5 separate regions of the Mus musculus genome follow, and regions 1, 2, 3 and 4 are each linked to region 5. Evidence: chromatin loops called from intact Hi-C (ENCODE). Cell type or tissue: heart. All regions are shown on one strand. Region 1 overlaps Pde4b (phosphodiesterase 4B, cAMP specific). Region 2 overlaps Oma1 (OMA1 zinc metallopeptidase). Region 3 holds the start of Oma1 (OMA1 zinc metallopeptidase). Region 4 overlaps Mier1 (MEIR1 treanscription regulator). Region 5 holds the start of Slc35d1 (solute carrier family 35 (UDP-glucuronic acid/UDP-N-acetylgalactosamine dual transporter), member D1).

Region 1 (5,000 bases), 720 kb before region 5:
AGTGGAAACACAAATTACTGGAAATTAGCAGGGGCGGTTTTTCTTCCAGAAAACTATGGCAGAAATTTGCTCTCTCCACAATGAGATTCAAAGCCCACCTGCAAAACCACAGGGGGGCGGAAGGGGGGGGGGAGCCGTATTTTTTTCATCTGATCATCCCATGTGCAAAGGCTCAACCAGGGACCTTTCAGAAGCTACCACGTACAAAGGCGTATGTATGTTCTAGAGGGAAATAGCACCTAAAATCCAGGATAAAAAGTAAAAGTGGTAGGCCACTTAAATTTAAGACCTGTTTATTGATGGAGGGGCAAAGAGTACAATGGGGTATCAAAGACTCAAGTTAGAGCCACAGCTGTTTCAGTTGATTGCCATGACTGTTAAGATGTGGGGTCTCCCTTATGGTCTAAATTATCTGTAAGTAAAACCATACGCTGATGAAACATTGCCGGTATGTATGCCATATGCTAAAGTACTTTACATATGTCCATTCATTTAGTCTCCGCAGCCTCGGTGTGGTAGGAGCACGTTTTTGTTCTGTTTTGTTTATGCAGATAAGGATGAAAGCATGGGACATGGAGTAAGAAGCCAGGCTTGAACCCCAGAAATTCAGATGGGAATCCAATCCAAAGACATGGGATTTAAACTAAACAAGGCCCTAGATTTATCAATGATATGCCTACCTTCCAGCTATTAACATGTTCACTCTTTCTTTTAGTGAGTATGTACTTAAATATAAACATTTTGTGAATAAATAAGACACTTCCTGTGCCTTCATAAACCTAAAGGATATATAAGTCAGTTAGTAGCATTAACACCTTCAGAAAGAAAGACAACACTAGAGAGGCTTGTACAGCACTTTAGAAAGCCTGGCTAGGCTGGGTGAACGGCCTATTGGAGGAGATTCGGCTGAAGTAAAAAGACTAGGTAGGCTGGAGGGTAGGCTGGAGAAGGCTGCTCTACCTAGCTTTCTAGCTAGAAGGACTGTGGAGGGAGGGCTGAGGCCGGTGAGGCAACAGCCCCCTTGTAGTGAAAGGCCTATGAGCTGTTTTGCGAGCTGCAGGTGAGCAGTGCTTCAAAACATCCTGTAGGGAGACCATCAAGAGGTGTCTGGTTTGCAAACCATCTCAGGAGCTTGAGAGTTAGTAGCATTAACACCTTCAGAAAGAAAGACAACACTAGAGAACCTAACTAAGCAAGCAGCTAGGGGCAACTGTGGCCTCCTGTGCATATAATCTCAAGAGCATGGACTGACAGCAGTGAAGGCTTGGTGGGCAATTAATAAATATTTGCAAATTGCCTGACAGGGCTTAGTGGATGCTTGTGGGATGAGGCAGAGAAAAGCTTTCCACCGGGCCAGCATGCTGCATCTGGAATTAACATCGTTCATTAACGATTAGGCTCTTCCGTCTGTTACACACAGCAATGTCCGTGAAAGCATTTTGTAACTATACTATACAATAGAAACATAAGTTGTACAGACTGCAATAGGGCCAGTCATACAAATCTTAAAGAGGCAGAAGACAGGCAGGCAACTGCCTAATTACCATAATAAAGATCCACTACTGAGGGCTACCTCATTGCTCACAGAACCCCGTATGCAGATGAAGAAGTTAAGACACAGCTTGTTTAACTCTCATGGATGATAATACTATCTTAGAAACAAGACAACACTGGCCAGAGGCAGTAGGTGTGCTTCCAATGACTGCAGTTCTAATCTGTAGAAGACAGGCTCAAGGCAACTATTAGTGCAAGACAATTCCACATATTGTAATGAAACAGAGAAATGGGGAGTAAGTTAAAACTCAGAGTATGGTGGTAAGAATCAGCATTTTTTATTGCATTTTAAAAAGCCATTTCATGGTTAAGATATGACCTACACACTCAATTCCAAGATCCAATTGCAAGATGTCATTCCATACTTGGGAGTCCTCAAGTTAGTTTGTAAGGGTGTAATGTTCCAATTCTGTCACTAGAGGGTGCTTGTGTAACAGTTCTGAAAATTCCACTTTGCTGTTGAGATGCTTAAACTGCTTTCTCCAGTGAGCTGGGAAATCAACCAGTCAATCGATCAATCAATCAATCAGTTTCCATAGTCAAATATTTTTCTATTGCAATTGAAGTCTATTCTTAACTTACAAAATAACATATTATGATTTCAAAATAGTTTTGTAATCTAGATTTTTTGTTTGTTTGTTTCATTTTACTTAGTTTCTTCCTTGATACTTGCTCTACATCTGCTTATATCTCTATTGGCTATTATTTGACCTACAGCATTAGGTTAGTCACTCTAACGATCTTACAGAGCCAGTGCAGGTGATCTGCCAATATACCTCCTCCCTCCCCGCAAAGTTTCTGAATATCCTGCTGTCAGAACTCCAAAAGGAAGTCCCCTGGGAAAGCTTTGCTGATGCTGTGCTGTGCTGTGTTGTGCTGTGTTGTACTGAGCTGTGCTGAGCTGCGCTGAGCTGTGCTGTGCTGTGCTGTGCTGTGCTGTGCTGTGCTGTGCTGAGCTGTGCTGTGCTGTGCTGTGCTGTGCTGTGCTGTGCTGTGCTGTGTGTGCTGTGTGTGCTGTGCTGTGCTGAGCTGTGCTGTGCTGTGCTGTGCTGTGCTGTGCTGTGCTGTGCTGTGCTGTGCTGTGCTGTGCTGTGTGTGCTGTGTGTGCTGTGCTGTGCTGCCCTGTGCTGTGCTGCGCTGCGCTGCACTGCGCTGTGCTGTGTGTGCTGTGCTGTGCTGTGCTGTGCTGTGCTGTGCTGTGCTGAGCTGTGCTGTGCTGTGCTACGCTGCGCTGGGCTGGGCTGGGCTGGGCTGGGCTGGGCTGGGCTATGCTGTGTTATGCTGTGTTGTGCTGTGTTGTACTGAGCTGTGCTGAGCTGTGCTGTGCTGTGCTGTGCTGTGCTGAGCTGTGCTGTGCTGTGCTGGGCTGCGCTGGGCTGCGCTGGGCTGCGCTGGGCTGCGCTGCGCTGGGCTGGGCTGGGCTGGGCTGGGCTGGGCTGGGCTGGGCTGGGCTGGGCTGGGCTATGCTATGTTATGCTGTGTTGTGCTGTGTTGTACTGAGCTGTGCTGTGTTGTACTGAGCTGTGCTGTGCTGTGCTGTGCTGTGCTGTGCTGTGCTGTGCTGTGCTGTGCTGTGCTGTGCTGTGCTGTGCTGGGCTGGGCTGTGCTGGGCTGCGGTGGGCTGCGCTGGGCTGCGCTGGGCTGCGCTGGGCTACGCTGGGCTGTGCTGCGCTGTGCTGTGCTGTGCTGTGCTGCGCTGTGCTGTGCTGTGCTGTGCTGTAGTGTGCTGTGCTGAGCTGCGCTGTGCTGTGCTGTGCTGTGCTGTGCTGTGCACCCTCTTTAATTGTGAATTTCTATAGTCATACTCCCTCTCCAGATCACTTGCCCCACATCAGCTCCATGTGAGTTGATATGCCTGTGTCTTATTGGATGATTTGACACCCAGCTCAGTGTGTGTTGCACTGTCTGTCTCCCTAAATGACTTGACTTCCATTCCGTAATTAAACACCAGATATCCAGGGTCACTGAAGATCTGCATAACTCTGAATCAATTTCCCTGGGCTCCAACTCACCCTTGCATATTATGAACTATGTCAGCTTTATCTCGAAAATCTGGACAGGAAGATCTTTCACCCATCTGGACGTTTGCCATATGAAAATGCAGGCAGTTGGGGTGCAAGTTACCACATGCCATTTCTAACAATCATTTCTGACTCCATTTTTATTCTCTCTGCTTTTAGTCCCTTTCTGAAACCCCTGAGCCTCTCCTCTGGCCTCCTTAACTACAGATACTGCCATGAACAAAGTCATCCCCCCACCATAGCTCTCCCTCCCGCCTTGGCGAAGCCTAACTCTGTAGTATCAATCCCTTGTTAACACCACCATCCTAGTCCGTAGTGCCACCTGGGTGACCCTGATCACCTTAAACTCAGCATGTACCCTAAAGCTCCATGGGTCCCATGAAAATTCCCAAGTCCTCTGCACTTTTTTTTTTTGTTTTTCTCATGACTATTTTCTCAGATGCTCTTTTTTTTTTTTTTTTTTGAAAATACTATTTCCTTATGCAAGCAAATGCTGAATTCTAACAAGATCCCTGGCGTCTCTTCAATGCATCATTTCCTGTTCCCTTCTTGGCCGCATCTCCTCTTTCTCATTGCCAGTAACCCTCTCAGCGGTGCTCCCAGGGCTCTCCCTGAAGTCCTGCCCCTCAGCAACCACGACGTTTTTTATTTTATTTTTTAAAAAACACATTCTTGGCTTGTCTATCTCACCACCACCACCCCCCCCCCCCCACCCTTCACTGAACTCCCTCCCTGGCTTACCTGGTCCTGTGAAGTTAATCACAACATCATAGGCTTTCAACCTTATTCTCTACACATGCCTACAGTAAATGTTTTCCTATAGCCGCCAATGATTTTATTCACTGTTTTTCCATGTGAAACTCTCTGCCGTAACCATTTCTCTCATTAGTAGCATCTATCCTCTCTGCCTTCTTACCGAGTACACCCCTGCCTCTAAAAGCCCATCTCAGACACTACTGACTCAGCCAAGCCCTTCTTACTTCCACTAATCTAGAGTTAATCTCTCTTTTGGTATTCAGTATTTCATTCATGCTCCCACTCAGTACCCACTGTGTGTATTTCTTTCTGTGTTTGTGTGCATTTTTCGATCTCCTTCATTACGTTTTTATTTGCAAGATTGTGGCTTCTGCATAATTTGCTTTGCCAACTGGGTCATCATATGCCATCATAAAATCACAAGTATTGTGTCAAAAGCACAGATCTTGGGGAGCAAAGAGGCCCAGCTAAGTGCTAGGTAGCGGCTACTGACTTGATAGCACCTGCGATGTGCTTGCCTCACAGCTGCACGGCCAATAGTAAATGTACCAGTGCACACAGCGGCCAATCACATAAAGAATGCTTACTGCTTGCCAACACACAACAGCCAATCACATAAAGAATGCTTACTGCTTGCCAGTTCCCTTTCTGGTTCTTATCACTGTTCAA
Region 2 (5,000 bases), 130 kb after region 5:
ACTCAGGACCTCTGGAAGAGCAGTCGGTGCTCTTAGCTGCTGAGCCATCTCTCCAGCCCCTGAACTTTATGCGGTTACCCCTGCGTTTATTGTTAGGCACCGGTGGTGTGGAGAGCCCTGATATCAGCGTGGCAGCTGAGCTAGACCACCCACATATGGACTCTGCTCTGCTGGTTAGCTGTTTGATCGTGAGCACAGTAGTTATTTTTGCTTTTCTGCATCAGCAGTTTTCCCTACCTGGGTGATGGTGCTTTGGACATTTCTCGTTCAGTCAATGCAATTTGAGTTCCTAGAGCACTAGGCTTCTGCTTTCCCTAGTCAACAAGGCTCTCAGGTGGAGGTATTCAATACTGAATCTTGGAGTTTTACCTACCTATTTCTGATACTTTTTTTTTTTTCTGACAAATGTTCCATCTTGTATTCAGTTGCTGTTTTAAATGCCTACAATCGGTTGTCATTCTTGCTCATTTAAGATTTGCATCTGATCTTTCACCAAGTCCTGGCAATTCCATGTATAAAATATGTCTCATTGTGTTTCCACGTCCACTGTTAGCATCTTTTACCAGAATGAACTTCTGCTACAACTCTATTATAGCTTTCATTGACTGCATTCTGACTGCCTCTCACTTCACGCCCCACCCAGCTACACATGATGAAGCAGGTCTGGTGAGCCAGCATTGGCCTCTGGACTTCTCCAGGGCATCTGGGCTGACAGGCTTCTAATTCTGATGGCTTTTGTTTTCTTTTGCCGTCTTACCCAGTTCCGCATGGTTGCCCTCCTTTATCATATGGTTTTCATTTATTAACTGAATATGTATTTGTTGTACACCTTGCTGTCTACCAAGTAACTGGAAGTCACAATGTCAGTAGGACACAGATATAACTGGTTAATAATTTTAACAAAGTTTGGAGCACTGTGGTAAAGACACACAGGCAGGTTCATCCCATGAAAGAATGCAGCAGAATGATAGTACTTGTATCCACGTTTGAATGACAGCCCAGGAAAGGGACCGAGAAAGACTCATTTAAAACACAGCTCTTTGAGATAACTAAGGATTATCCTAGTGTGGTGCTGGGGGTGGTCTCAGGGAAGATTTGGTACAGAAAATAGTTTGCTTAAAGGTGAGGAAAACAGGGCCTGTCCTGGAATTAATATCTCTCTGTGGCTGAAATATAGACAGTTCAGGAGTGTCCATGGAAAGATGGGACGGAAAAGGTAGGCAGAGACTTTGTTAGTGGTCTTAAAGACTAAGCCTTGACTGAGCTCACAGATGGAGACGCAGGGTGTCACAGAGATCTTGGAACTCTGATTTCTTACATGCGACCACAGACCACAGGCAGGCAGGTTACTTACCCTCTCTGTGTCCTGTCTGAAAAGAGGATGATGATGCTCCTGCTTGCAGTGTTCCCTTTGGTGTCGTGGGCTTGATTCCTGTTTGCGATGGGTACCCCGTACCCTGCATCTTTTGGATGTTTACTGATCAGATGCTTGTGTGTATGTGTGGATTCAGGTGTCTCATGCTGTGAGACAAGAAACTCTCTAGCGTTGAGCTAACTCCCCAACCCTGGCCTGCAGTTCCCATCAGAGTGCCAAATTATGCTAAGATTTGTCTATAGTTATGATTTGTAGCTTAGCTTCCTTTGTTACCCACCTGTGAGAGAGCAAATGTGCTGACCCAGGGACAGACACCCACACCTTACATAGTCGGCCTGACTGCTCTAAGTTGTCATTACAATTCTGCATGGAACTTGTGAGTGTGGTTAAGGGGACCTTTCTGTGAGGTAGATCTGTTGCTCACAGATCTGAGGCCAAGGAGCAAACAGAATATAGAAAATTCCATAAGTAACATGTAAGCATTTCTTCAAACAGGCTCTGTCTCCTTAAGATACTTTGTGCCTCGGCTCTGCTGTTGCTGTGAAGATGTCAGTTTTATATGCTTACGTTTTTATTTGGGAGAGCTGTGAGTTATCATTATGAAAATGATCAGAATGCTTAATTTAGAATTAGTGATTAACTTGTAAGTCTACTGTGGACTGAGCATAGAATAAACAGTTCAAATCAGCTGGGCAAAGGATATTTGACTGTTTGATTTTTTTGATATGTATATTCATTTGTCATTGTGAGGAAATTTTGACACTTGGCAGTCATTTGTAGAAATGACTGTATTTTTTAATTTCACAAGCAACCAAACCATCTATATTCATTTCTGAGTATCCGTACTGAAATCTAAAAAGAGAAAGCTAATTTTCTTTTAATGCTTCTAAATTGGGGGCAGGCTCCTTGGAGGGCATTATGTGTGATTGCTTTTGATTATTACGGAGACTGGGGAGGCGTGGATGTGTTATTTGTTTAGTGGGTGGGAGGTAAGGATGATAAATACACAAGAGTGGTTTGAGAGCCCTCCCTGGGAGAGATTGTCCAGCCCCAGAATTGCTAAGGATCCTTCTGGAAGCATTACTGTTTTCTGCTAGTGACCTGAGATAACTGTGCTCATAGCACCATCTAGTGAGTAAAGTGGGTAATAGCAGAATCCCCTTTATCACAGAAATAAGAACCCAAAAGTTTAAGACTCCTGTATGCTCACAGTCAGCTATTGGATGGATCACAGGGCCCCCAATGGAAGAGCTAGAGAAAATACCCAAGGAGCTAAAGGGATCTGCAACCCTATAGGTAGAACAACAATATGAACTAACCAGTACCCCAGAGCTCGTGTTTCTAGCTGCATATGTAGCAGAAGATGGCCTAGTCGGCTATCATTGGGAAGAGAGGCCCCTTGGTCTTACAAACTTTATATGCCTAAGTACAGGGGAACGCCAGGGCCAAAAAGTGGGAGTGGGTGGGTAGGGGAGTGGGGGGGAGGGCATGGGGGACTTTTGGTATAACATTGGAAATGAAAATGAGGAAAATACCTAATAAAATATTTTTAAAAAAGGAAAAAAAATCCAATTGAGTTCCTCTACTCACATTCACAGATGAGGAAGGTGACAAAAAACCAAAAACAAAACAAACAAACAAACAAACAAACAAAAACAGTAGGTTATAGAACCATAAGTGTTGGGCCCAGGGAGGAAAACTGGAGCTAACTTAACTCAACTTCTCCTTTTACAGGCAGGGAAACTAGAGTCCAAAGTGGTGATGTGATTTACCTAATAGCATACTTCGTTAGTAGCAAGACTCCTGACCCTTGTCTTCCAGGTTAGTGCTGAGTCTTCATCACAGCGAACGCCTTTTTGTTGTACTTGGATGAGTGCCTAGGTTCTTAGATTACTCATTTAAGAATGAATCAACAGCAAACAAAGAAAAGTCTTGTTCCAGAGACATGTTATATAGTAACTTCCACAACACACACGCTGTGCCCAAGTTTTGTTTTGAATCTATTCTCCCCAGAAAATGAGGATTAACTTGATTATTCGTTGTTGGATTTGCATTGAGCACTGAGTCTTATGACTCAATAAGACTACAAGAGACAGAAAAGAAGTGTGTGTAAAATTCATCCAGAACTTTACCATCGGTACTGACCGGTGAACCGGCACAGTGGCAGGCAGACGATACAGAAGATGTAGGCAAGGACTTGCAGTTACCGAACCATGAAATAACAACCCATTTCTCCTCTGTGCTGGCACACACTAGGTGTTACTGATAAGTAACAATTTCTATTGACAAATCCTGAGAATGACTCAGCTACAAGTAAGTTTTTATATCACGTTTGATCAGAGAAGAGCAGTTTTAAATTATTGACTGGAAAAACTTGTAAAGGACAAGTGACTTACAGAAGAAGAGTGACTGTAGACAGGAGATACACTGGGACAGGCTGAGGCTGTGTGTGCAGATGAAGGGAGCTTGCTTCCGGGAGATGCTGAGGACAGTGCAGGCATGCCTTCAGGACGGGGACACCTGAGCCCATGCACGGAGAAGGACTGCTCAGGTGACGCTGGCCATGCTGTTTACAGTTAGTCTCAGTAATGTTTATGTGTGGGTCCTGTCCTAAGTGGGTTACATGTAGTAATTCTTGTACTTTTCATTTCAGCCTTGAGGGACAGGCACTGTTACATTCTTGGTTTTACAAATGAAACTCGACAAAAGAGAAGTTAAATGACATGGGCATCTCTCACTGATGGTGGGTTTCTCCCTGCTCCGAGAGGAGGTGCATTCCTGTGGGATGCGGACCTTCTTTCTTCCAAGCTGCTGGAAGCATCACCTCTAAAAGATGCCTGTTCTTATACATGTTTTGTTCCCTTTAAATATCATACCATTCTTAGCGTATTTTCCCAGCTCTTGGCCATTCTGTAACAGTCCTTTGTAGTACTGTCAGGTTATTGACCTGCCTCTGACACGTCTGTGTGGGATACAGAGAGGATGCTAGAACATCTGGTTCAGATGCACAATGCTACTGGCCTTCAAAAAAGACTCCATGCTAATCTCAGGCTTTTCCTTTTGAAGGGGTGATGGCTAAGAGTTCAGAGCCCCTTTCAGTTTGTACTTGGTAGTGACCATTTTGGTCATAGGTGAGATAGATGTAGTCTCAGCTTGGTCTTTCTCTGGTGTGTTGGTGTTGGGAAATGTACAGGTTTTAAGGATGGTTATTATAGTACTGTATGCCTTATGGATATCATACCCTGTTGAGTTTATAATCAAATAAAAGAGATTCATTATCAATTAATGTCTTTTACTGCATATTCATGCATATTGTTATTATACTCTGGATTTAACTATATCCTTTGTTATTTATGAATTTATAACACTATCTCTTATGACTAGACATAGCATCTTATAATTATCATAGGCACCTGGCTACTCTGGGAAAGAAGGACAGAGACATGTGTTCTGGGTTCTAGACTGGCTGCTTTTCATTCTGATGATCTGCACATTAAGTTTCAGAGGGTGTATTTGGTGGTCTCAGAGACTGAATTGTTGGTCTAGGGCACTAACTGGCACCTGGCTATTGGAGTTCAGATTGTGACTCAGTCCCTCACTCTCCTCATCTGCTCTGTAAACTGAT
Region 3 (5,000 bases), 98 kb after region 5:
ATATGACAGGACCATTGTATTTACAGCAGCTGTGGGAGCCTGTGTAAGACTTGCAGAAGACCAAGCCAGTCAATGGTCCAGCATGGAGTGGAAGGGGCTCAGATGAAGACCACTGACTCTGCATGGGAGCTATTGACGGCTGCTGGAGGAGGGGGTTCCCCTCCCCACTGGGGAGGTGGTGGTAGAGGGTGTTCTCTGGTAGGTCAATCACTCATTGGGTTTCCCACCCCACATGTGTGTATGGGCCACATTAATTAAACTCAGTGGGTTACTGAAAAAAAAAAAGAGGGCACGAAATTGTGAAGGGAATATGGGGTCATCCTGGAATATAATAGAAATACATTATAGGCATATATGAAATTCTCAAATAACAGAAATCTTATATTATAAAAAACCAAAACCACCAACAAAAATACAGAGCTGAAGTCCTTTAAGAAAGATAAGCATATGAAAGTGACCAATGTCAGGGCTTGATAGATGGCTCAGTGGTTAAGAGCACAGCTGCTCTTCCAGAAGTCCCGAGTTCAATTCCAAGCAACCACATAGCAATTCATCGTTGATGCCTTCTTCCGGTGTGCAGACTTACACACGTACAAAACACTTATGTAAGGAAATAAATATTGAAAAAAAGGAAGTGACCAATGTCAGAGACTGGAACCTCATTTTCATCCATGACCAAGAACTACATGTAAGAAACAAAACATGTCTACATGTCTAACATATAAATGAGGGGGCTGGCAGGCACTATGTAAATGGCTCATAAAATGTCTCAGCCAGTTATCATTGATCTTCTCCTGCCCCAGTCTTCCACGAGCTGGGACTAGAAGGGTGTGTCACTATACCCAGAAAAATATCACTATCTTTAAATGAAGTTAAGTATTGGTAAGTTACCATTAATTATAGCATACTGAATACTCACCCCAACCCCCTTCCCTTCCTTTTGGCTTTCTCTATCTATCTAATTCTCTTCTTACTTTTGTTGTGTTGTTGTTGTTGTTTTTTGTTGTTTTTGTTTTTTTAGGTTTTAAGACAGAGTCTTACTCTGTAGACCATGCTGACCTGGGATTGACCATGGAATCTGCCAACCTGGTTTTGAATTCAAAGTCATCTTCTGGTTTCAGCCTCTTAAATGGTAGAACTGAAGAGATAAACCACCATGCCCTCGTTTGAGTTTTAAAATGTTTAAGTTCTCTAGGGTTCTGTCTCCCAACTTCTATTTTCTCTTAACCCATCTACCCCTTTCCTCAATGGTACCCAAGGTCTGACTCATCTCTTCCTTACTGGTGACTCTGCTAGTTATGTTCCCAGCTCCCATTGGGTTGTAGAACCATGTTCACTCTATGACTGCTTATAAATATTTCCACAGCCCATCTAGCGGATGTGATGGATTGAATACGCCTAAACCTTCAGTGTAGTCATGCTCTCTGTCCACCTTTGTCAATCCCTGCTTCATGATGTCTTCCTTGCAGTAACCATATGATATTGATCACCACCATGAAGTGTCTGTCACACATTAGATAAATATTTGTTGAATACATAAATAGTTGAATACATAAATAGTATTTTTATCTTTAATGTGTGTCTTAGGTAGCCTATTAGAAAACCAGAATAATTCATATAATCACAAAGCATCTTTTTTTTTTTTGGCTCTGGTGGGTAGCTGCAGCTCCCACAGAATCATGCCTGCCAGTATTCACACTCCTTTGTAAAACATTCCCACAATGAAATCTGGTCTTAGGACACTCCAGGAGCTGTTGTCATGAATACTGCTGACCACTTATAAGTCTGGTGTCCTAGAGCGATCATGGTGAAACAGTCTTTCATATTTAGTCTTATTTTTATGCACCTTTATCTAGGACTGAGGGATGATTGTTAGTAAGTAATCGGGATGCTGGAGTTAATGTTATACCTACGATCAGAATGATCAGTGCAGCTTCAAGTCAAGGCATCATAGTTCTCCAGCAGCCCCTGGAATCGCTTTCCTTTTGGCAGAACTGGTGTAGAAACTACAGCAGGCACGGTTTTGCATGGATCCAACACAGCCATGCCAAGTACCAAGGAGGTGTAGAGTTCCTGGCAGGTAGCTTAAATCTGGGCTATCCTCCTCCCACCACACGGGGGCGAGACGGCGCCACAGTCCGTACAGCCGCAGCCGGCCAGGACTGGGACTGGGGAAACGGACTTGGCTCTCACAAGGGCGGAGCAAAAAGCGCCGGAGAGGTCCCCAGGGCAGGAAGTGAGGGGGCGGGGCTTGGGAAAGGTGTGCGCCTGCGCGGAGCCGGCTGTTGGATTCCGCTCGGGCTGTGGCTTCAGTGCGCGCTCACGGTGACGGCTCGGCGTTCTTCCAGAGCGGGGCGGGGAGGGCGGAGAGGGGAGCGGGGCCCGGGGGATTCGGGGACCGCGGTGGGCCTAGGCCGTGCCGGACGAGGCGAACGGCTCGGTGGGTGGAGCTTTCTGGAAGTTTGCCTCCCGCCTCGGGTGGTGGCTTCCTCCTAAGCGGCGCTTCCTCCAGGCGTTGCCGGTCTGGCCTGTGCGGGTCTCCCCTCCGCCTCGCCGCTCGTCCTTGTGCAGAGCGACACATGCTCTCCTGCCCCAGCTCGCAGCATTAGCGCAGTCGGAGCAGTTCCAGGGAGCTCATTGGTTTCCTCAAAAACTTGTATTCAAGGATCACTTGTTATAATACTTAGCACTCGCGGTGTGACGGGGAGCAACTGTGCTGGGGCAAACCTCCGCCAGAAATGTTAGTCCCAGCAGATGAAAACCCCACATTTGGAATTTAGGAGTTCATCGCCTCCTAGCGTCTCTCAAGGTCTTGGAGCCCTCTTAAAAGGATTTAACTTCATAGGCATCATCCCGAGCCAAGATGCAGGGGTGCGGTGTGACATTTGGAAGCTTAAGAGCCAACCCTGATAACTTACTTTTTTTTTTTTTTTTTTTTTTTAAGAAGCTGTCCATCATGTGTACTTAGCTGGAATGATTATTTTAAAGTGCATGTCCTATTTTTGCCAATCTGACAGCTGTTTCCATAGAAACTAGAGAAGAAATTGTAGTTTTCAGTAAGAGTTGTTAAAACTGTCTCCTAGCCATCAGCAGTGAGTGCGAGTGAGTGCGCACTACTTGCTCATTCTGAGATGGCACTTGAAGAACTAAGGGTTTGAAATGTTCTTAGAGGCTAGCAATCCAAATTGTGTAATTTTCTCACATCATTAATTTCCTAATCCTACAAGTCTGCCAGCTATGTTTGTTGGCCTGCCACAGTTCTTTGAAGAGCACACGTCAGTCCCAGTTCTTCTTAGGTGCTGTGTAGTGTAGTGACTGGCTCTTTGAAAATGTATAAACAGATTTCTTTCCCCATTAAAAACATTTTTTTTTTGAAGGATTAATCAGTGATTACGGATTAACAACTACGGTTTCTATTCTGGATGGCACTTGATTGCCAGTGTTAGAAATGCTAATGATTTTAATTATGTACCTAGTGTTTGGAGCTTTTGTTTTTACCTTCTATGGGTAGACTACGTTAAATATGTTTGCACCTGCTCTGAAATGAGCACTTTTCTCATGAGCAGATAGATCCCAGCAGTTCGAATAGGGTGCATGACATTTGGAAGAGAGTTTATTTTCTGAGGGGGGATATCTATACACTAGATGTTCTGTCATTTAGCAGTGGATGAAGGAGGCTTGGAGAAGGTGCCTTTGGAACTGGGAAGCTGGAAGCAACATTAGGAAGTTTATTGAAAAGCTCACAGATAACCAGTGGAAATTACAGAAGAGCTTGCTTGGCTTAGGATTCACAAAGTAACATACCCTGTAAACACTTAAATTGCCCAGAAAGAGGAAATACTGGATTCCTCATAAACACCGTTCTGCCCCCTGAATTTCACGTAGGCTTTTTATAAGACTTATATCTGTATCTATTCGTGTGTTTGTCTTTACTAGCTTTACTGATTGGGCAGGCATTTTTGTCTTGTCTTTGCTTTTTATCTGCTACACAGAGTGGCGTCTGACTTGTAGCATTCATTCCTATAATGATTTATCAATGAATTAATGAATCAATGACTAAAACAATCCTTAACCAATGAGATACAGGAATGTTTGGTTAAGATGATCAACTTTTATTAATTTGGTTGGCAACATTTTAAAATAGGTAAATTTCACATTAAGACTGAATTTGTAGCGTTTGCAGAAACGTTTGTAACATTTGGCAACATAAAAAACAAATTTTGTTATATAGTTGGGCCTCCTTTGTGTGACTGTTCACATCTGCCTGGCCTTGCTGCAGCTTGCCTGCATCTATCACACTAACCCGCACTGTGCAGAGCTGTCCTCTTATTCATTTTAATAAAAATGAAGCAGAGTACAAATTGTGCTCCTCATATGCACCTAGCCACACGCCAGGGCTGCCATAGTGGACAGCACAGGGAACATTCTATAGGAAGTCTTATGTAGTGTTGCTTTTGGCATTGGACTTTGCTTCTCCTGTTACCCTGTTGGACTGAAGTTTTGTTTTTAAATTGTCTTGAACAGCTCTGTGACTCAAGTGCTAGAGTACAGGCTCGCTCTTCTCAGCTTCAGGGCTCTTGCAGGTAGTAGCACGTCCTGCTGTTTGTAGATTAGCATATCATCTTGGTTATGGATCAGAGCAATGTATCTTAATTCATTTCTAAAGAAAGGGTTTCTTCCTGTAGGCTTGGCTGTCCTGGGACTCGATCTGTAGACCAGGGTGGCCTTGAACTCACAGAGATCCCTGCCAGCTTGTGCTTCCTGAGTGCTGGGATTAATGGTATGTGCCACCACTGCCCACCTGGTTTGATTTGCCTTCCTGAGGGATTGCTTTAGGTTCCTTAGAGGAGGGGTTGGTAGTGAACTAAAGTGAGGTAGTTACAATATAGTAAAATCTCTAACTCGGGGGCCCAAAAGTAGGATGAGCTGGGCTGAGGTAGTGAGGTAGATTGGCAGGGCTGACTTAAAGTGACCTTTGGTTTTTCTGGATGTTAACATCC
Region 4 (5,000 bases), 64 kb before region 5:
CTGGGCTAGTGAGATGGCCCAGGGGCAAAAGTGGTTGTGCCTCAAGCCTAATAACTTGGATTGGAGAGCTAGAGCCCATGCCGCGGAGGAAGGAGAGAACTAGTTCCCTCAAGGTGTCTGCTGGCCTCTCTGCACTCACCGTGGTGCACATACCCAGATGCACAGGTAAAGAAGTATTAAGTGAAATTCTGAGATTTAGCTCTCTAAGCCAAAGTATTGTGGTTGAGGCAAGTGTAACTCATGAGCAATAAGGCTATAGTTGAAACTGGTGGCTTTTTTACTCTAACCCTGACCCCTAGGCCATTGCACTAAGAGTATTTTGTATGTGTCTATAGACATGACAGTAGTGGATTATTTGTTTACTTGAAGTCAGTCTGAAGGCTCTATGTCTCTGAGAACCTAACCGTTTAAGTCTCAGCCAACATGGTGCCTGAAAACCTAGAGGCAAGCTGAAAAATAGGTTTTGATCTTCAGAGGAGAGTTGTAGGGCATTGTTAGAGCCAATTGTAGTGTAACCTAGCTAAGGAGAGTATTTGAGAGGAAACTGAGAACAAAGTATTTTTACTGGTAACAATTATGTTCCTTAAAGAGGGTGAAGAAGGGACAGAACATAGTTCCATGTAGAGTCCGAAGTCAGAAAGAACTTACCAAGATGAGGGAATGCAAAGGTGGCTAATGTTAGTTGGGCTGAGAAGAACTGAGGAGGTCCACTAAGAGGTGGCACACAGTAGAAGCATCACAGGTTGGAGGCCTAGCAGGAGCTAGAGCAAGACCTTGCCTCAACAAGGAAGAAGGAACAAGTGGTCCAAATTTGAGATTGGAGAGTTTAGGACTAAATTGTTCCAATTTGTATTAAATCGGGAATTTGTAACCCTGCGTCATTTGCAGTGACTAGTGTTAGCACTTAAGGCTAAGATACTCCACTCCTTTCATTGCTTTGTCAAACGTTACATTTTTGCTTTCATTTTCTTTTTGGTATATTAATTTGCTCTTATCCCCTCATTTTGTCAGAGGAGTTATCTGTGTGGACAGAGGAAGAGTGTAGAAATTTTGAGCAAGGGCTGAAGGCCTATGGAAAAGATTTTCATCTGATTCAGGCTAATAAAGTAAGTAAAGATTTATGCCCTCTTTTTACAAGAATAAATTTAGTTTACTTTCTTAGTGTTAAAGTTTCTGTGATCAATACTATAATCTTTTTATTTACAACTAATTAGAATAAGAATCCTTATACTGCCTGATGTATTTGCCAGGTGACTTTTCAAGGCATGATAACTGTAAGTATTTAAGAATTGAATTCATTTATAAGTCATAGTCAACTTCTCAGATTGTGTATTCAGTGCAGTTATTTATGACTTTCTGTTATCTGTCATAAGGTTTGTTTACATTTTAAAAATAATAATGTTTTTATTCATTCTTTGAGAATTTCATACAGTGTGTTTTTATATTCTTTTCCTGTAACTCCTCCCATATCCTGTCCAACCATCTCCATGTTACTTTCCTCTTTGAAGTACACATACATGCAGACACACACATCGCAGTGCGTCTCAGTGTGTCTGAGCTGACTACTGATCCTCGGTGTGGAGCATGCTCTGTGTGTCAGTTAACCTGTCACTGATTGAGGGAGACATTTTCTCTCTTCCAGCAGCTGTCAGTTGCAAATTTCTCCCTAAAGTAATTTTGAAATTGTAAAATGTCTTTTAACATCAAATTTGCAGTGGAAATATTTGTGTGATATATGAGTGTGCTACAGTGTGTAAGTCAAAGAACAACTCTAAGTCTCTCCTTCCCCCAGGTAGGACCTTGGGATTGGACTCAGATGGTCAGGCTTGGTGGCAAGGACCTTTACCTGATGAGCCATTTTACTTCCCAATTTAAATATTTTGTTTGCAGTTACCTAAGTCCTAATTGGTCGTAACTCATTCTTAAAGTGATATTTTCCAGAGGCATCAATCACAGCAGGCTTAACGTGATGGCTGCTGTCTCCTCTAAGTAAGTCATACAGTATAGAGCCTCAAGAACTCCATAATAACTTGAAGATTTGAGCATTTAATTATTTTCAAAAGCTTTTTGTTGTATTTATCATGAGTGTGGAAGGGAGCATCAGGCACTGCTTATGAATTGCCCACCAGTTAAGAACCAAGGCTACTTTTGTAGAGACTCACATTTAATACCTAGCACTCATGTTGAGTTACTCACAACCACCAGTAATTTTAGGTCCAGCAGATCTTACACCTTTGGCTTCCACTGGCACTTGCACGAACATGCAAGTGTGTGTGCAAGCGTGCGCATGCGCACAAACACACACACACACAATCAAAAATAACTACATCTTTAACAAAAGAAAAACATACATCAGTGGTGAAAGAGAAATTTGGAGCTTTGAGTATTGACTCTCCAAAGGGTGGCACCCAGTGTGTCCAACTCTAATGCTTTGAGCACTCTGGGAAAAGGTTGTGTTTATGCTAGTGACTGACTGCATGTTCCGGAATTTGTTCTAAAATTCATTTTTCCAGGTTGAAAGGTGCATTTTCTTTTTCTAGTATTCCTGGCATGCACATACTACCAAGCTGTGATGGATTGCCTCTCGGGGCCCCTCTGGAACACAACTGAAAGTACAACGTCAACCCCCTGGGGGACTTTAAACACGCAGTAGCTGACTTGGAACCTCTGAGGGTTCCAGGGCTTGAGAGTCCTCTCCCACGTGCTCTGTGCTGGACTTAGTTGCTCTAGTGAGCAGAGTGAGGACAGTTATTCTTTGAGGGTCCCATGTGAAAATACCAAGTTGTTCTTTTTATACTTGGAATCAATTCCAATGTTGACCATTAAGTTCTGTTATAGTGGGCTTACGTAATGAAGATTTTATATAGTGGTAATAGCACACGCCCAAGATATCCTGGCTTTTGGTTTCAGTAAATTAAAAACTGACTTGCTTGAAGTCATTCATTAGGAAGCAAAACATTGAAAGTGTTTTTCTTAATGTATATTGATTAGTGTTTTACTTGTATGTGTGCCAGATATGTTCCTGGTGCCCAAGGAAGTCAGGAGAGAGCATCAGCTCTTCTGAAACTGGACTGAGCCACCATGTGGGGGTACTAGGAACTGGGGCCTTTACACACTAAACCACTGAATGCCCTTCCTCCAGCCCTTACTGCTTTAATGGTCAACATTGGAATTGATTCCAAGTATAAAAGTTTAAGCAGAGCGGAAGAAAGGGAATAAAAATCTACGTTAGATAAGAGAGGGTGTTATCAATAGTAGGTAAAATCAGTGCCAAAAAGATGTTTTTGTGATGATGAGAAATTTGTAGACTAAGCCTGTTGACCACCTTGTTTCCAGAGCACTGCTGCGCGCCTTTTCTCTTTGAACCATGTTTATTCTTACACGTAACTCCAATAACTCTCCAAGGTGCAACAGTGAAGAAGATTTTTAGCAGCACTATTTGTTGATCGTTAGTTTCAGATGTTTAGGAAACCAATCATTTGCATGAATAGCTGTAGAGCCACGGTGGTGTCTTAATGTACAAAACCTAAGTACTGGTGTAGCCTAGTTTCCTTTCCCTGGCCTAGTTTCAGACGTTTTGGGAGGAAAATGAGTCTAGACTGTTGTTGCACTAATAAGGTGAACTTTTAAATTGGCCTTTTCTGTTTGTTCCTGTGAGGACTGTCTGTTCTGTTCACTGCCCCGCCCACTCCTGCCCACATCCCCATGATGGGACGGTGACGGTGACGGTGATGGTGATGATGGTGGTGGTGGTGCTTGTGAGGATTGTGATGATTTGATTTTGGAGGGCTTTTGTCTGTTTGATCAGTTGCTTATTCTGTTCTGGTTTTTTATTTTGTCTCTGTTTCTAAGACAAGAGTCTTCTATGCCCTAGAATAGCCTCAAACTTGGCTCTGTAGCTAAAAATGAGCATGGCTAGGAATGACCTTGGACTCGTCATCCTCTTGCTTCTACCTCCCAAATGCTGGGATTTACAACACATCTGCTCCATAATACCTTGTTGGTGATGTTTGTTTGTTTTCTTTTTAACTTCTGGATTTCCTTACTGCCTTTTGATACACATACTGTACTCTGTTCTTCACTCGACACCTCCCAGGCCTCCTCTTGGCCCCTTCATCCTTCCAAGTAGTGCCCTGCTTTGTTTTCATGACCTGTATGCTGGTGACTTCTTAGCTGTTAAACATACACAAATTTGCATTTAGATTTTTACATGTAAGAAAACACTATTTTCCTTTTTAGTTAGCCTTATTTGGTTAACATAAGACTTCCATTTTCTTGACAATGTTGTAATTTCATTTTATTCTTCTCTATAACTAGAGAAAATTGCATTGTATGTGTGCATATTTTTATATCCATGAGCAGCTAGGCTTGTTCCATTTCTTGGCTGTTATGAATAGTGTAGCAGCAAGCAGGAATATTCAAGTAGCTCTGTGATGCGCTAACTTAGAGCCCTTGGGTATATACCTGGGGATTATGTAGGTGGTCACATTGTAGCTCAGTCTTTGGTGTTGTGTGGAATTTCCATGCTGGTCTCCGTTCTTGTTTTACCAGTTGTACATGCCTGTCAAGAAGTGCATAAGTGTCCTCTCCCCACACTCACGCAGAATTTGTTCTCAGTCATTTTGTTGTTTATTTTGTGGTAAGCCATTCTGGTTTGGGTACGATGGGGTCTGAAAGCAGTTTTAGTGTGAATTTCTCTGAAGGCTAAGAATCCTGAGTTCTTGGTGTTCATTGGCCATTTCAGAGTTCATTATATATCCTAAATAATTAATCCACTTCAGATAAATAGATGGTGAAAGTTTTCTCCTATTCTGTGGGTTATTTCTTTACTCTTAGTTTTATTTGCTGGGCAGAAGCTTTTAATTGCATGCAATCCCATTTGCCATTTCTTGGGTTTGTTTTTTTCATTGGAGAGTCTTCACCTATCCCTGTGCATGCAACGGTTTAGCCTGTGTTTTACCTCTGGCTGTTTCAGAGGTTCAGATTTTATATTAAGGTCT
Region 5 (5,000 bases):
AACAGTCCCGTGATTTGGTTCCCAAAATATAGTAGAGGTAGTGGAAACGTCTGGAAAAGTGAAAAGGGCAAGGGATGTCAATAATAAAGACATTCACAGCAAAGAGAAACAGCTCTGTTTATATAGTCAAATTCTTTCCACTTGAAACATAAGATTAGCTCCCATAAACAGGACTGACCCCCATTAAACTTCCAAACATCATTAACTATCCTTGGAAGAAGAGGGGATGGAAATATGAACATAATCAACCATGTGAGACAGAAACATCAGTTGCTTGAAAATATGGTACTATACGAGTCTGAGACACAGAAACATTTCGGCATCACATGGAGTCTCACAGAATCATAGAAAAGAATATGAAAGAAAACACTCCCAACACCACCACCTCCAATAAATAAATAAATAGGGAATAAAGGAAGCAGAAGATCGTGGCTAGAGTGGGCAGATCTGTTCCCAGAAACTCCTTAATGAAGAGAAGGATTTTCTATCTTCATCTTCCAGAGACGTTGTCGTCTTGGGTGCCCTGTGGCCTGTTTTCTCTAGCTTTGCTATATGCACTCGGAGACTAGGGTGGGAGCTAGACTGCATTTTTAAATATTCAAGACGCTGATTTTTTTTTCCGCCCTTAAGCCACAGAATGGCTCCTTTTTATAAAATAAAGTATCCCTTCTTTCTCACGTTTGTTTACCTTTCGAGGTACATTTCTGTCGAAGTCAGGAAACTTGACTACTCTGAGTGTCTTTCCCACCCAGAGAACCGCTACCGTGGCCACCATCTGCAAACAGAGAACACACACAGATGCACTGTTCTGCATAGAAAGACACACACAGAACTTCTGACAACACAGACCACGGGATGCCCGAGATTCCAACTAACCTGGCCAAGTCCAACACATAGCGAGGATGGAAATCTACAAAAGGGGTAAAGAAAAGGGGGTTAAAAACGGCCAGAACGTCCTCAGAGCACAGGGAATTCAACTCCCACACTGTCAGCCTTAAAATGCGTTCTGATTCAACCCACAGCGATGCCTGCCCCTCCAATAAAAAACAAAAAATTAAAAAAAAAATCTTAGATTTTGTAGCCTAGGGCGACCACTTGTCTGGTCTTGTCCTGTTTTTTTTTACAATTCCCTTCAGCTTCCTGCAACGGATTTTTCCAGAAAGTTAAGCCGCGGAGACCTCGTCAACGGTTTTAAATCTTTTAAATGACTCTTGAGGGGAAACACAAGACACACACATACAAACTTCTGCCCCGGAGTCTCAGTGACAGCGGCGACGGCGCGTGGGCGTGCGGCCGCGCCGGTCCCGGGGCTGTCAGCCGCGCGGGTCGCTAGTCCCTGGGCACCGGCCTCGTTGTGCCTTCCCCCTTCACCCCCAGCCCTGGCCAGTGCGGCGGGGAGCGTGGCCGAGGGTATCCCCGGGTGGGCTCGAACCCCCGTCCCTGCCCGCCGCGCCGCAGCCGCCGCCCGCCAGCCCGGCCACCTGTAGTTGGTGAGCACGCTCTTGTTGACCACCACGATGAGGAAGGAGCTCACGCCGTAGAAACCGGCGGCCAGCAGCTTCAGGAACACCGTTAGCGTTTCGGCCGGCGCCATCCCCAGCTCCTCCTCATCTCTGTGTGTGGAGGATTTCGCGGGGGCTTCTCCTTTAACCGGAGCATGCTGACGTCTGTGGACTTCCGCCATGGCGGCGGTGGCGCCGGCGGCGGTGGCGGTGGCTGCCGCAACGGGCCTGCGAGCGAGCGGGGCGGCGGAGCGGCGCGGCGGCGGGGGTCTGGGCCTGGCGGTGCGGAGCGCGGTGCCGAGCGGGCTTGGCGGTGCGGGGCGCGGAGGAGCGCGGGCCTGGCGTGGCGGGACCCCGGCTGCGGGAGCGGGCCTGGCGGTGCGGGGCGCGGGCCCTGAGCTCCGGGGCTCCGCGATTGCGGGCCTAGCGTGGCGGCGGAGGCTCGGGAAGGACCCGGCGGCTCGCGGCAGGGCTTCGCGGGTTGTGCTGCCCACAGCTCCCCGCACTGCCGCCGCCCGTCCCCGCCCAGGGGTTGGGACACTGGGGTTCACACCCTCGGGGACTTTGCCCTGGCATGGTGCCTCGCGGGGTCAGGGAAGGGCCGGGGCTGGCTCGGCGGGGCTGGGGACCCGGCATGGGCTCCGGGAGCAGCCGGGACACTGCTGGGGGACCACTGAGCCGGGCTGGCGAGCACAGAGTTGCGCCTGCGCACGAAGGCGCGCTGGGTCCCCCTGCGGGGAGCATGGGGGTTTTGCGGGAGCTGGGCTGCAGGCCTAGAAGTACCTCCCTCCTTTCTAACGTGTGGCTGGCAGAGAAGTGATGCCCCTGTTGCATCCTCAGTTATCCCGAAAGCTCTTTTTTTGGCCTCACTTGCCGAGGGGTCAAAGGTCACACAAAGTATCAAACATGATTCAACAGTAAACAAAGATTTCATTCTGCAAAGTGAGACCTCTCATGCTTCTGAAATTCTTTTTGTTGTTTTTTGCTTGTTTGTTTTAGCTGGTATATCCAGAAAAGGCAAGGATGAGGAAAGTGTTGCAATAAGCCGCTCCTGGAATAGTAAAAAGTGCAAGGTGTTTGGAGCCTAAAGCTTTGTTCCGGTTTTAGGACTGTTTGAAACATTCCCTGTGCTCTTAGGCAGATTCGATGGTCTCTGCACCTTCATCTCACGACCTCTGTTGTGTAAAGCCAGTTCTGTTTTCTTGACACAGTGCAGTCACACAAGCAAAGAATACCTGTTGAAGCAAGGACGTTACATTCCTACTTTTAGAAAGTTTTGAATTATTCCCCCAAACTTCCCATCTTCTTAAGTGTCTTTTTTTTTTTTTTTAAACTGTGGTAAAAATATCAGTTTATTGTTTTAATCCTTGGATGTGCAACTCTCACCAGGCACCCTCCCCAAAACATTCACCGTGTCAGATGGAAACTCTTGTGGGAACGAAGCAATCATTTCCTGTTCTCTACTCCCCTCCTCAAAACCAAGTAACCTGTGTTGTGCTGTCAATCTCTGTGAATCTGACTATTCTGTATATCACACAGATGAGCAATCGCACAGTATTTACCCATCCGTGACTGGCTTAGGCCAGTTACACAATGTGTTCAAGGTACATGCACCCTGTACCGTGTCTCAGAACTGGAATTCCTGGCAGCCAGCATGGCATCCTTGACTGTTGGTAACCTCCTTTGCCCGCACCTCCAGATGCCTGGCTTTTCCCCTTTCCTGAGTTGTAGCTAAATCAACAACAAGGCTCACATCTCTCTTTCTTCACTTCCATTTCACAATGCCCCTCCCTCATCTCTTCTTGAATTATTACTTTTCCTTCTATATTGGGCAAAACGGTGCCTGTTTTCTGGGGAGCCTGTCTCCAGAGATCCCCTTCATGCCTTATAAAAAGTGACCTCTCCCTCTGTGCCCTTCCCATCCCGTGCACTGCTTTTAGAGAATGTCTTACTCTGTCCGTGCTACCATTACATATTGCCCGTGACTGGACCATTTATAGAGAACAAACATTCTGGATGGTTTTGGAGAATAAGAAATGCAAAATCAAAAAGCACCGCCCCATCGGGTGTCTCTGTTAAGGCCTAAGCCCTCTGATTCTAAGATGGTGCCTTGATCACTGGTCCTGGAGAGGTGAAAACCACTGTCCATGGACAGCATGGGCCTTATGGACAGCCGAAGAGACAGAAGGACAAAGGAGGGCAAGTGCTAACTGAAGGCTGGTGTCTGCAGCATGAGCTCTGTGCTAAAGGCCTGTCTTCCTGATTCAGTCACATTGACGGTTGTTCCCATGTATCCAAGTTACCCAAAATGGAAATAAATGTAAAATTATGGGGCTAGGAAACAATGTTTTTCTCTGCCTAAAACCATATTTACAAAAATTAACAGATACTTAGTAAGGCCCGTCACAGGCCAAGGTCTACCTACCATGGGTTCTCTCACTCCTGATAATGACTGGGCTACAATGGGCCTCTGTAAAAGGCTGTGGAATCCGGTGATCAAAGATTGTCACTTGGTGCCTACAGAGGTACATGTCTCCCCTAAAGCATGAGTAATTAGAATTAGGATGGTTTTTGTTATTTTAAGTACTCAGACCTATTTCTTAATCTCGGTAATATTAATTACAAAACTATGTATGGGAGATTTTACATTATTTGACACAATAATCTCCATGCTGAAATATGTGAAGGAGTTATAGGGTTGCAAAGGCTACAGTGACTACTTTCAATGAGTTATGAATCTGCATAGGATTGTAAAGGTTACGCTGAATATGAATCTGAGATATGAATCTGCTCTGTTTTGAAAGGTCAATTTGTGGGTTGGTAAATTTTACACCTTTCTGGGTAGAATTACTACCAGAAAAATCTTTGTAATTATTGTTCTTTAAGATGTATTGTTCTTCATGTGTGCTTGTGTATGTGAATACTTTATAGTGGGCACACACAGAGCTGGAGTTAAGTAGTGTTGAGCCTCCTCATGTGAGTCCTGGAAATCAAACTCCAGCCCTCTCTGCAAAAGCAACAAGTGTTCTTAACAGATGGGCCATCGCCCCAGCCCAGATCTCTGTAGTTAAATTACATTTTCAAATGAAAACATTGCTGTCAGTCATCCTGCTTTTCTATCAAAGAAAACAGATTCCATATATATATATACATATATATATATATATATATATATTTTTTTTTTTAAGTGTAACTCACTTGTTTCCCCCACTCTTCTTCCGTTCCTTGGCTCTTCCTATCCAGGCCTCTTTTGTTTAAAAAAACAAAACAAAAAACAAAACAAAAAAAACCCATTTTCTGTGTGTGTGCGTATGAGTGTGCTTGACTGCATGTATGTCTGTACCATGTGCATGCCGGATCCCTTGGGAATCCAGAGAAGGGCACTGGATCCCCTGGACCGGGTACAGATGGTTGTGAGCCACCTGTGGGTTCTGGAAATCAAACTCGGGTCCTCTCAAACCGCAGCGAGTGCTCCTAAGCCTGAGCCTCCTCTCCAGT

The links. Hi-C counts contacts between places; a loop is a spot of excess contacts. Peaks named below come from ENCODE experiments on the same cell type or tissue, not always from the same donor. Only the 100,000 strongest peaks of a DNase experiment are listed, where the experiment ranks them.
Region 1: a loop joins it to region 5, with 2.8 times the contacts of the local background. A loop is called at or near these places in 2 of 42 quality-filtered maps.
Region 2: it touches region 5 in a loop (8-fold over the local background); 7 of 42 quality-filtered maps call a loop at or near these places.
Region 3: it touches region 5 in a loop (8-fold over the local background); 14 of 42 quality-filtered maps call a loop at or near these places.
Region 4: a loop joins it to region 5, with 2.6 times the contacts of the local background. A loop is called at or near these places in 2 of 42 quality-filtered maps.

What each region holds. Positions count from the first base shown.
Region 1 is chr4:102,491,556-102,496,555 of GRCm38, forward strand. All of the region lies in intron 2 of Pde4b (phosphodiesterase 4B, cAMP specific), which reads left to right. Among named protein-coding and RNA genes, the nearest start is that of Gm52668, 21 kb to the right of the region's middle. In heart, a CTCF peak has its summit at 1,970; a DNase peak (open chromatin) is centred at 4,126.
Region 2 is chr4:103,343,815-103,348,814 of GRCm38, forward strand. The region is part of intron 7 of Oma1 (OMA1 zinc metallopeptidase); the gene reads left to right. Among named protein-coding and RNA genes, the nearest start is that of Oma1, 32 kb to the left of the region's middle. In heart, a CTCF peak has its summit at 2,512; no DNase peak of the experiment used is centred here.
Region 3 is chr4:103,311,559-103,316,558 of GRCm38, forward strand. Oma1 (OMA1 zinc metallopeptidase) reads left to right here and starts at 2,288. Exons shown (of 9, transcript NM_025909.3): 1 at 2,288-2,325. 4930456L15Rik (RIKEN cDNA 4930456L15 gene) reads left to right here. Exons shown (of 4, transcript NR_045887.1): 4 at 27-274. It overlaps Gm36523 (a long non-coding RNA gene), which reads right to left and starts at 2,164. Exons shown (of 6, transcript XR_867961.2): 1 at 1,914-2,164; 2 at 1-600. In heart, CTCF peaks have their summits at 2,111 and 2,801; a DNase peak (open chromatin) is centred at 2,243; H3K4me3 peaks cover 1,395 bases; H3K27ac peaks cover 896 bases.
Region 4 is chr4:103,149,523-103,154,522 of GRCm38, forward strand. Mier1 (MEIR1 treanscription regulator) reads left to right here. Exons shown (of 13, transcript NM_001039081.2): 10 at 1,012-1,106. Among named protein-coding and RNA genes, the nearest start is that of Mier1, 33 kb to the left of the region's middle. In heart, no CTCF peak of the experiment used is centred here; no DNase peak of the experiment used is centred here.
Region 5 is chr4:103,213,183-103,218,182 of GRCm38, forward strand. It overlaps Slc35d1 (solute carrier family 35 (UDP-glucuronic acid/UDP-N-acetylgalactosamine dual transporter), member D1), which reads right to left and starts at 1,994. Exons shown (of 12, transcript NM_001356276.1): 1 at 1,482-1,994; 2 at 877-910; 3 at 689-775; 4 at 1-50. The coding sequence starts at 1,684. It overlaps Gm46864 (a long non-coding RNA gene), which reads left to right and starts at 1,761. Exons shown (of 3, transcript XR_001784379.1): 1 at 1,761-1,815. In heart, a CTCF peak has its summit at 2,253; DNase peaks (open chromatin) are centred at 1,659 and 2,099; H3K4me3 peaks cover 2,491 bases; H3K27ac peaks cover 2,166 bases.